2 separate regions of the Homo sapiens genome follow, and region 1 is linked to region 2. Evidence: chromatin contacts called from ENCODE Hi-C or POLR2A ChIA-PET data. All regions are on one chromosome and are shown on one strand. Each heading gives the region's core, a stretch centred on a gene start or an enhancer-like site at or near the end of the contact. The rest is flanking DNA. Distances are from core to core; before and after follow the strand shown. Region 1 holds the start of SVIL (supervillin). Region 2 overlaps SVIL (supervillin).

What was found. A loop is a pair of places that touch in the nucleus more often than their neighbours do. ChIA-PET counts read pairs that join two places held with the same protein, here RNA polymerase II (POLR2A). Pooled maps may share reads with other maps.
Region 1: a map of Right ventricle myocardium inferior shows a loop between it and region 2 (4-fold over the local background). The contact joins the promoter of SVIL here to the enhancer-like site in region 2. A Hi-C loop is called at or near these places in 2 of 168 maps with a recorded cell type or tissue (Right ventricle myocardium inferior and Right ventricle myocardium superior) and 5 of 50 pooled maps. POLR2A ChIA-PET finds 5 or more read pairs at or near these places in 2 of 52 experiments (PC-9 and activated CD4-positive, alpha-beta T cell).

Annotation. Positions count from the first base shown.
Region 1 is chr10:29,631,615-29,637,187 of GRCh38, reverse strand. It overlaps SVIL (supervillin), which reads left to right and starts at 2,217. Exons shown (of 38, transcript NM_021738.3): 1 at 2,217-2,768. RefSeq lists a silencer at 2,114-2,408.
Region 2 is chr10:29,514,332-29,519,698 of GRCh38, reverse strand. All of the region lies in intron 16 of SVIL (supervillin), which reads left to right. LOC124902401 (a long non-coding RNA gene) reads right to left here. Exons shown (of 2, transcript XR_007062099.1): 2 at 2,420-4,718. Among named protein-coding and RNA genes, the nearest start is that of MIR604, 28 kb to the left of the region's middle. RefSeq lists an enhancer at 2,982-3,482. Within about 2 kb of position 3,627, at least 5 of the 41 ENCODE cell types and tissues checked have a DNase peak (open chromatin) inside an H3K27ac peak, as active enhancers do.

The DNA of each region.
Region 1 (5,573 bases), core at 968-3,467, 120 kb before region 2:
TTTTCAAGATGGTTTTTAGCTATTCTAGGGCCTGTACCTTTACTATAAATTTTAGAATATCTGCCAAAAATCACTGTGAGGCCAGGCAGGGTGGCTCACACCTGTAATCCTAGCACTTAAGAAGGCCGAAGTGGGAGGACAGCTGGAGCCCAGGAGTTCAAGACAAGCCTGGCCAACCTAATGAGACTCCATCTCTACAAAAACTAAGAAATTAAAAAATTAGCCCAGTGTGGTGGTGCACATCTGTAGCCCCAGATATTCAGGAGGCTGAGGCAGGAGGACTGCCTCCTGGGGAGGTTGAGGCTGCAGTGAGCCATGATTGCACACCTCTACTCCAGCCTGGACAACAGAGCAAGACCATGTCTCAAAAAAACAAAACAAAACAAAACAAAACAAAAAAACCTTGCAAGATTTTGATAGGAATTTTGTTAATCTGTAGATCAGTTTGGGGACAATTGACATCTTTTGTGTGTTGATTTTTCTTCCAATTCATGATTATCATCATTGGAAAGAAGTGAGTATGATGAGTCTTCTAAGCCAGGCAGATAGCAAAAAAATTAGGAAAGTAAATGGATTGCACAGGAAGAATTAACTGGGATTTAAATAATCAAAGACAGAAAGGATATATAAAAGAAGTGACGAAGGAGATTTACCCTATTAGACTCCAGTGTATTAATCTAGGACAGTTTGGTTGCTATGGGGAAGCAGTGTGCAAAAACTTAAGAGGCACACAAAAGACTGATGTTTATTTTGTGGGAGTGAATCTTTTTTTAGGAAGGAAATAGCACTATTGTGGTAACAGTGATTCATTTTCTCCTCCTATCTTCTCTTTACAGAGAAGACCCAAATAGTGAACTGTTTCATGTAAGTTTTTATTTATTTTTGCCCTACTTTTCTCTAGGGAGGGGCTTACCACAGCTTATAAAAATACGTAAAACAAGATCAAATAAACTTTAAAATGAGGAAAAAGCCAATATGGTCCAAGGGAAAAGAAGATCAGGGTCAGGACTGAGATTAGGATGCAAAAGCCATGCTATGAAATTTTGTTTGTTTGTTATCTTGAGATGGGTAAAAAAAAAAAAAAACAGTTGACTGGGACAAATACCCCTAGCACAAAACAGTCATGAAGCCAATGTTTAATTATTATACCTGTCATCTTTTCACCTGGCCTCAGGACTGTCCTCTTAGGGAGAGGCATTGTTCTGTAGGGTTAATTAGTAACAGGAATTTAGATCCTGCTTTGAGAGGCCTCCTGTGCTGGCCGAAGCAGCTGGTGGTCTGAGAACCCTGACACCCAGAGGCATACCACTGGGAGGCCCCGCGCAGCACACAGCTTTTGCTGTACTCCAGCCCAAGTCTTATGGGGTTTGTGGTTTATACTGAAGTTGGTGCAGACAATTAAGACTCTCTGTTCTTGGTACCGACAGGGACAGAGACCTACAATTGTAAGTATTTTGTAAACAGGGTTGTGATATTTGTTTGAGTGTATTCAACATGTCAGTGGCCTTTTAATGTTTAAAAAAATGCATATGGCCATTTAAGAAGTGGTTGTGCTTCATAGTTAATATTTTTTTCATTAGGTTAGGTTCATCTGGTTTTTCAGTGAGGTGAGCTACCTGAGAGCCATAGGAAGATAGATCTTGCCAGTTCAGAGGACTGACTTTGGCTTTAAGAGAAAATATTTGTGTCATTTTCGAGAAAGTACTTCCAGCACAATGCTTTCTTCTGATGATTCATTTTCTACAGTTATTGGAAGTGGGAAGAAATCCACAGAGGTTACAGAATTTGTAAACTTGTAGAGACATGTGCCATTATATCATGCTGTTTCATAGATGTGTATGTCTGTTAGTTACTTTTCGGGCATTCATTGTATATATGTCTGTTACTTACTTTTGGGGTGTTCAGTGTCTGAGCTTTGTCAACGATTGTGTGCTCTTTTTTTAGCCTAAAAAAACTAAGTTAGAGAAATGTTTGCTCATCCAAATCTGTATTGTTGTAGCTTATTCAGTAGACTGCTGTTGTATTTTTAATTTCTCTATACAACAAGCTGAAAGACAGTGTGGACAACCTAATTGCATTTGAAGTAGCTGCTGGCCAGGCCTGCTGCAACAGCTGATGGGCTCCTCTGAATTTCCAGGGCTATTTCTGGTAGATGAGCTGGTATCAAGGCTCTCGAGTTCAGGCCATAAAAGGCCCGTCCCATGTGAAGTTGCTTCACTGCTCTGACTGCGTCCTCCCCAGGCTGAAGTGTCCTCAGGTTTCATGTGGATTTGCCCAGTAATGGATGGCTCCACCGAGGCCAGGTTGGGGAAGTTCAGCCTCGAGGACACTAGGGGACGAAAAACTTCAAAAAGAAGACTCTTTTTATTAATATTTTGGCGTTCTTTTTGGAGAGGAACTTTTGGGATGTAGCCTTTACCTGTTTCCTGAATTTGACATCCAAAAAGCCTTTTGGAAAACACCATTCTAAATTTATCCTGTTCTGAATCATCATCGCTTCTGATAGATGCAGTTGCTTGCTGACATCGTGATCTTTGATTTTGTACAACGCTATTTGGGCTAACTTTTGGGATTTTACTTTGTGCTTAGAATTTGAAAGTAGTATTCATTGGAAAGAGACTCCAAGAAAATACTCGAAGACATCAAAAGCTGGATTCGAGGGTATAACGTGTTTTGTTTTGTTTTTTAAATTAGAAAAATAAGGAATTGCAGTGTGATTTTCTTTCCCCCTTTAACTTAGAGGAACGAGGATTATACAGAAATTTGAAGTAAGTGAAAAATCTTCCTATAAATCTAAATGCAGTAGGTTTTTTTTTGTTGTTTTTGTTTTTGCTTTTTTTTAAGTGCCATCTGTCTGAGCATGTTTCCTGAGGATTTGTTGACTTCAGTCATTGGAAAATTCCTGCCAGCGTTTGCCAGTTACTGCAGCCATTCCTGTAGATACCCTTGGGCATATTTCTTGGGTTGAGAAGGATTGGACTTTTTTTTTTTTTTAAAGGATTTACTTTATGGTAGAGAAAGGTTTAATACTAAAAATTTGATTAATATAACTTAGTACATTCTGTCTAAATGTTAGCACTTAAAGTCTTGGAATTAAAGTATATTCACAATGCAACGTACTTTAATAATCGTAGCACAAGTATGGGGGTGGAGTTCAGAAGGGCAAGTTTTATTTCACTGCCATTATAATTCATGTAAAAATAGAAAATCACCAGTGATCCTTTTGCATAATCTTTGTTCTGAGGGTTCTTTGCCTTGGTACTCTCATTCTTCAGGGCTTGATTTCTAGAACTTGCGATGTTCCAGAATTTATGAGAAAAACCTCACTGTAGGTTCTAGAGTTTGAACTGCATTTTATTTTTAAATTCTCCAAGAAAAAATACTGCATCAGCCTTTTAAAGCCCTGGAGATTGCTATGGTCTCTTTGTAATTTAGCTCAGTGATTTGTTTCTGCTGAAAAACAGCAGTGAACTCTAGAACATAGAAGGCTTATTTGACGTGTTGCTTCTTTGAAAAAAAAAAAAGATTATTTCTTTATACCACATCAGATGGACAAGTACGGGCAGTCATTATTTTTACCAGGTAGGAAAACAGAGTATTTATAGAGAAGAACTTCATCGGTGAATACTGCGAGGGTTCTTCACCGGAGATAGTGTGGCAACCCTAGGGGGCGTTTGAAAATGCATGGGGGTGTTTCAGGTTTTCTCAATGACTCACTGGCATTTGGGAGGATGTGGTTAAGAATTGTAAATGCCCAATTTACATGGTGTAGGGGACAGTCCCATACAGCATTACCCTGGCCAAACTGCTGGTGGTATCCCCTGTTGAGTAAAACTGCAGGATATAAATTGTACCCTCTGTCTCCAAAGAAGAGCAGCCCAGTGCCAGGCAGATGTGTGCTGTCTCTTCTCACCAAAACCAGTGATGTCTTTTTTTTTTTTTTTTTTTTTTGAGATGGAGTCTCGTGCTGTCACCCAGGCTGGAGTGCAGTGGCACGATCTCGGCTCACTGCAACCTCCACCTCCCAGGTTCAAGTGACTCTCCTTGCCTCAACCTCCCAAGTAACTGGGATTACAGGCACCTGGCACCATATCCAGCTAATTTTTTTTTGTATTTTTAGTAGAGACGGGGTTTCACTATGTTGGCCAGGCTGATCTTGAACTCCTGACCTCGTGATCCGCCCACCTTGGGCTCCCAAAGTGCTGGGATTATAGGCGTGAGCCCCTGCACCCGGCACCCGGTGATGTCTTGAGGATCCAGGGCATCAAGTGTGCACTAGTGTCAGAGAATTTGTCTTACAATGGAAACTTTGGAGTCTATACTCTGTGTGTGTGTGTGTGTGTGTGTTAAAGATAATTTATTTGGTCACCTTGATCACTGGATGAGGCTGATGTTATACAAGCTATTGTAGTACATTAGGTGCCTTCCTGCCTACCTTTATTTAGTACTATTGGTGCATTTAATTTTGCCACATGCATAGTCTTCCAAGTGAAATTTGGTTAATGCGCTCAGCTTGCAGTGGACATCAGTCAGCCATTCAACAAACAGTTCTTTATCTTTGCTTCTACTTTGGAGACAGACTGTTTTGTGATAAACAGACTTCTGGAAGACTTTGGAGTTCAATTCAGAGTGAACATCTTTGGCAACACCTGGGGTTATATAGTATTCTTTTTTTCTTTTTTCTTTTTTTTTTTTTTGAGATGGAGTCTTGCTCTGTTGCCCAGGCTGGAGTGCAATGACACAATCTCAGCTCACTGCAACCTCCACCTCTTGGGCTGAAGTGATTCTCCTGCCTCAGCCTCCCTACTAGCTGGGATTACAGGCATATGCCACTGCGCCCAGCTAATTTTTGTATTTTTAGTAGAGACAGGGTTTCATCATGTTGCCCAGGTTGGTCTTGAACTCCTGACCTCAGGTGATCTACCAGCGCTCGGCCTCCCAAAGTTCTGGGATTACAGGCATGAGCCACCACACCCGGCGAGTTATTTAATATTCTACAGTTGAGGAATTGCATCCAAAGGAAAGGGCCCTTGGGATTTTTATAAGGATGTCTGGTGAGCTCCAGCATGCAGGGCTCTCGGGCTACATGGAGCGTTATGGAGAGTAAGCTGCTAGGAGCCTTGTGATTGTTAGGGTACAAAGGCAGCCTTGGAATCATCTCCTGAATCTGCAGCTGCCTGGGATTTTAGGACACTCATTGCAATTTTATGTTAAAGCGCTGATCTCAGGGTGCCTTGCTGTGACTGGGAGTATCCGTAGGTCTAGAACTTTCCAGCAGTTCTGGGCTTCATTGATTTGTGACTCAACTAGGAATCTTCTGGTCACCCTTGACTCCTCTCCCTTTAGGTCCCCGAGGCCTCTGCCCCACCACCTCCTCTTAAGCCTCGCCATCTTTTTTATTTTTTATTTTTTTGAGATGGAGTCTCACTCTGTCAGCCAAGCTGGAGTGCAATGGCACAATCTCGGCTCACTGCAATCCCTGCCTCCCGGGTTCAAGGGATTCTCCTGCCACAGCCTCCTGAGTAGCTGGGATTACAGGTGTCCGCCACCACGCCCGGCTAATTCTTGTATAT
Region 2 (5,367 bases), core at 2,378-4,877:
GCTATGCTTGTAATAAATTACACTAATGCAAAATATATTGCCAGTGATCTTTTCCCCCTTACCTTCACAGTACTTTTATTTGTACTTTGCTGAAAGTGACTAAATTACATATATTTACAATTCATCCATGATAGCTTTTCCATGAGACTTTAATCCCTCCCTTTTGTGAAAATGAAATAATGAAGCTTAAACTATTTAAAATAAGAATGTTATTCCTCCATTTATTTGGGCTTTACTTTTCCTTCTTGAGAAAGAAATATATAAAATCATAGGACTTCCAAACTTTATTCTAACCGCCTCTGACTGCCTCATTTTACCAAAGGAGGGATTCGGCTCCGGTAGCCTCCAGGGCCACGTAGTGAATAGAGCTGACCCAGGGGCCACGTCTCCAACTCTCCCCTGGTCCATGGTGAGACCGCGGTGCGCTCAGATTAGTGTTAGAGCAGCCAACCCCGTGTGCTCTAACCAGGAGAATACGGTGAGAGGACAGAAATCCCAGCTAGACAGCAGTGTTAGAAAGACACACCTTCTTTCTTCATGAATTTTCTCAGTTCACATGCTCTTAACAGGGCTTATATTTCAAATTACACATCCAAGTTCACATTTCAGAGTCTCAGAAATAGAGTCTGGAATTTGCAGATTTCCTTCATCGTTTTTTATAAATGCCTGTCCCCACTAAGGAGGGCAGGTCTGTCTTCTTCAGCCTTGTTGTGTCAGTCTCTCCCCTGTCCAGGGCCTGACTATATTAAGTTCTCAGTGCTCAGTGCTACCCAGCGTCACAGACTGCCTTCCACATTTTGTACATGATCTCTCATTTAATTTTTGTCTGTTTGTTTGTTTTTTGAGATGGAGTCTCGCTCTGTCACCCAGGCTGGAGTGCAGAGGCACGATCGCGGCTCACTACAACCTCCGCCTCCCAGGTTCAAGTGATTCTCCTGCCTCACCCTCCTGAGTAGCTGGGATCACAGGAGCCCACCACCATAACCAGCTAATTTTTGCATTTTTAGTAGAGGCGGGGCTTCACCATGTTGGCTACGCTGGTGTCGAATGCCTGACCTCAGGTGATCTGCCTGCCTCAGCCTCCCAAAGTGTTGGGATTACAGGCGTGAGCCACTGCGCCCGGCTTTCATTTAATATTGAAGACAGCCTCCAGAAGAAAGCAATATTATCCCCATTTGTAGACAAAAAGCATAGAAACTAAGAAATTATAGGAAAACCTCCATACACTCCTTTTTTAGAATATGTTTGATGCTCAAGGAAACATATTAAAAAGTTATTTTTATATTTATTTATTTATTTGTTTATTTTCTGAGACAAGAGTCTCACTCTGTAGCCCACGCTGGAGTGCAGTGACACGATCTTGGCTCACTGAAGCCTCCCCCTCCTGGGTTCAAGCGATTCTCCTGCCTCAGCCTCCCAAGTAGCTGGAATTACAAGCACTTACTACCATGCCTGGCTAATTTTTGTATTTTTAGTAGAGACAAGGTTTCACCATATTGGCCAGGCTGGTGTCAAACTCCTGACCTCCAGTGATCCACCCGTCTAGGCCTCCCAACGTGCTGGGATTGCAGACGTGATCACCACACCCAGCCTTAAAAAAATTTTTTTTCATCTTTTCTGACATTGTGAATGTCAAATTTGAACCATAACCAGCAAAAAACTTAGGATGCAATCGACTTTTCCCACCGGATTAGTAAAATTGCTATTTTCTGACTGTCCAAATGATGTGTGTTTAAATTATCCCTGTTTGGGAACTTCTTTGAGAAACATTGCGAATTAAATAATTCTTATGTTATTTAGGGATAAAACCTTTGCTATTGCTTAAAGAGTATGTTAGGCCTTTAGAAATCTTATTTCCACAATGTCAGAAACAGTGGCATCTGAGCTTTCTTATTTAGGGAAAAAGACTATTGAAAAGAAAAAAAGAGCCATCCTTTCACTTTGGCAAATTGGTGGCATGTAAGGACTTAGTGGAACTCCCTGAACTGTTGCAGAATCCACCTCACGCCTCTATGGTGTTCTGCCCTAGAGGGACCGGCTGGAGGCTCCTGTGTTTCCCGCCTGCCGGCCCCCGCCCCAACCATCCACCCTTCGGTATCCCACCCAGCCAGAGGCTGTCTCCCTGTCTCCACAAACTCCAGGTTCTTACCCTGTAGCTGGGAGATTTCAGCCACTAGAGGGCCCCAGATTTATGTAGGAATAAGAATAGAGCGGCAGTTCCCCTTTACTCCCTCCTTTTCTTTTTCTTTTTCTTTTTTTCTTTTATTTTTCTAGACAGGGTCTTGGCACTGTTGTCCAGGCTGGAGTGCAGTGGTGCGATCATAGCTCACTGCAGCCTCCACCTCCTGGGACTCAAATGATCCTCCCACTTCAGCCTCCCAAGTAGCTGGGACTACAGGCACACACCACCATGCTCAGCTGGCTTTTTATTTTTTATTTTTATTTTTTTGTAGAGACGGGGTCTTGCTCTGCGGCCCAGGCTGGTCTCCCACCTCCTGGCCTCAAGCGATCCTCCCACCTCAGCCTTCCAAAGTGCTGGGATTACAGGTGTGAGCCACCACGCCTGGCCCTCCTTTTCCAAAGTGTGATTTGTCTCTCATTTAAAAGACACTTTAGTTCATTCACTTCTCCAACTTGTGAACCAGCCAAAACCAAGATCTAATATAAGTACTTAAGTGTGCTGTTCATCCCTATCAGAGATCTATGGGGTGCCTGTAATTCTCTAAAATGAAGGGAAAATTCTGAAAAAGAGAGAGAAAACACATCTTATTTAATATTAGGGGCACATGGTTGTCATGTCTCCTGTTTGACCCAGCCCTGACTGCTCTGAGCCTGATGTCCTTGTTCTCAACAAGCAGGGTTCTCAGGCCAGCATTCCCTGCTGGAACAGTGTGGGCTATGGAAGAGGAGGCACCGTTTCCCCGGGTGTCCTGGCAGGCACCTGTCACGGTGGCCCTGGGCCAGGCGTTGGGTGAGCGGGCCAGTGTCGTGCCTCTCTCTGGGTTCACACAGCCCAGGCCTAGCCACTGCCCAGGCTCCCAGCATCACAGTCCTGCAAACAGCACTTTGGCTTGGCAGTTGTTAGAAGCGCTGACAGTTGTTTGAATTGCACCGGCAGGAATTTATGTCCTGCGTAGGCCCAGACGTCGGCTCCTCGACCCTCTCAGAGCCTGGTGGTCTGCGGTGAGCCGGAGGGCTGTGAGCTCACAGGAGGAAGGGACACATTTGGGAAGATCTCCCTCCCTCCTCAGCGTGGTGGACACCAATGAGGAAATCTAAAGGGACAGGAAGAACACACTCAAGTTTTAGTGCGTGTTATTTTCAAGTTATTCGTCATGTGCTCCGTAGGCTGGAGCCGAGGGCTGGCTCCAAGTGCCAGGTGGGCTCCACGGAAGCACAGTTTCTTCCAGATTATTCTGGTTACTCTGTAGTCTTCGGAAGTCCCCAATGGTAACCCTGCCAGCACATGTAGAAGCAAAATTTCAGGGTTTTGGAATGGAGGAATTCTTTGGAGGCCATCCCATGGTGGGAAAAACCTTATAAGAAAGCCAGAATCCTATGCCTTTCCTAAAACGGTGTGGCAAAAATGTGTCCGGTCAGCTAATGTTCTACCGAAGTGAAACAAGCTACACACAGGCAGGCGAGGGCTGCAGTCACGTCTCTCTGCCCACTAACATCCAGTGTGACCTCAGTCAATGGAATTCTTGACCCGGATGTACCCACGTTCCTTGTCCGTCAGAATGGGAATAACAATTCCCAGTGTCTTAGGGGTCGCCGTGCAGATCAGCAGAGTATAAGATGGACGAGGAGGTGATCTCAGATGCCACAGCTTGTGTTTTTCTAAGTCAGTTTTAGATGCCACAAAGCAACCACCAGGGAAATCGTCCGATGACATAGGTGCTGGTGTCCTTGCCCCAGACTTTTGGGAGCTTCTTTTTGAGAAGGTCTTCAAAGACCAGAGCTCATGACTTTTAATGAACTCAACTCAGGAAGATGAATTTGATCTTTTAAAAATTCATCATTTGAATCCAATCTGATTAACAAGGTGGATGTTCAGGAGGAGTAGCTGCCAGCCTGGGTGGAAGGTGAAGTGAGAGAAGCTGGTTCTGAGGCCAGTTTACAGGGAGAATATCAGTGAGATGAGTGCTTGGTTCCACAAGATCATGAACTGGAAGGACTTCTCATTTGGGTATTAAAGTGCTGGCATGCTTACTTTTTGAAAGTCTCATTTATTGATGCTTTGAAAGCTCAAATACAGCATGCAAATATGAATTTCTTTTAATGATTTCATTTTGTGAGATTATTTTATTAGGATAAAACTGACTCATTCAAAATAATTGGAGAAAAGATGAATCATAGTCATTATATAGTATGAAATGGTGCGGATTAGAGCTCTTGAAGGAATTTCGACTTCGTGTCCAAGCCCATGAACTAGCTCTTGTAGCATGCAGGGTGTTGTTAAACATTCGAGAATTACAGGAGTTAGGACTAAATGAGACCTTGACCCAAAGGGATCTGCATGAGATTGACAAGGCAGCCTTACCCCAGTTCTAGAGATTGAGCACTTGAGATCTTATCTGCTGCCACTTAGCAGAAAGAGGAAAACAGAAATGAAGGGGGGAGAAGGAAGAGATTGAGGAAGGGGACAGGTCCAGAGTTCGAAGCTCCTGCCTCCTTTGGGGGATTCCTTTCTTCACGGCTTACTTCCCGTTATTTGACTGAGTGAATAGACAAATACAAGGTGTGATTATGTACACATACGTAGATGTCGCCGGATTCTTGTTTAAGTACTACAAAATTTGTTTTCTTATTAGCATAACAAAACTTTTATCATAGAATATATCTCATCCCATCTCCAAAACAAATATTTAATGGGAATCGGGAAGCTTGGAAGAAGGACCCTTAGAGATCATCTGACCAGTTCCTGATGTGACAGATATAGGAGGGAGAACCGAGATACCCAAAGGGAGTAGCCAAATTGGGACCAAAGCTGATGTTCTGCTTAAAAATACACTGTTGTCTAGGCGCGCTGTCTCATGCCTGTAATCCCAGCACTTTGGGAGGCTGAGGCAGGGGATCGCTTGAGGCCAGGAGTTCAAAACTGCCCTGGGCAACATAGCAAGCACCTGTCTCTACCAAATAAAAATTTTAAAAATTAGCCTAGTGTAGTGGTGCACAAGTGTAGTCCTAGCTACTCTGGAGGCTGACATGGAAGAATTGCTTGAGCCCGGGAGTTCAAAACCAGCCTGAGCAGCATAGCAAGACCTCGTCTCTACAAAATAAAAATTTTAAAAATTAACCAGGCGCAGTGATGCACACCTGTCATCCTAGCTACTCTGGAGGCCGAGGCAGGATTGTCGCTTGAGC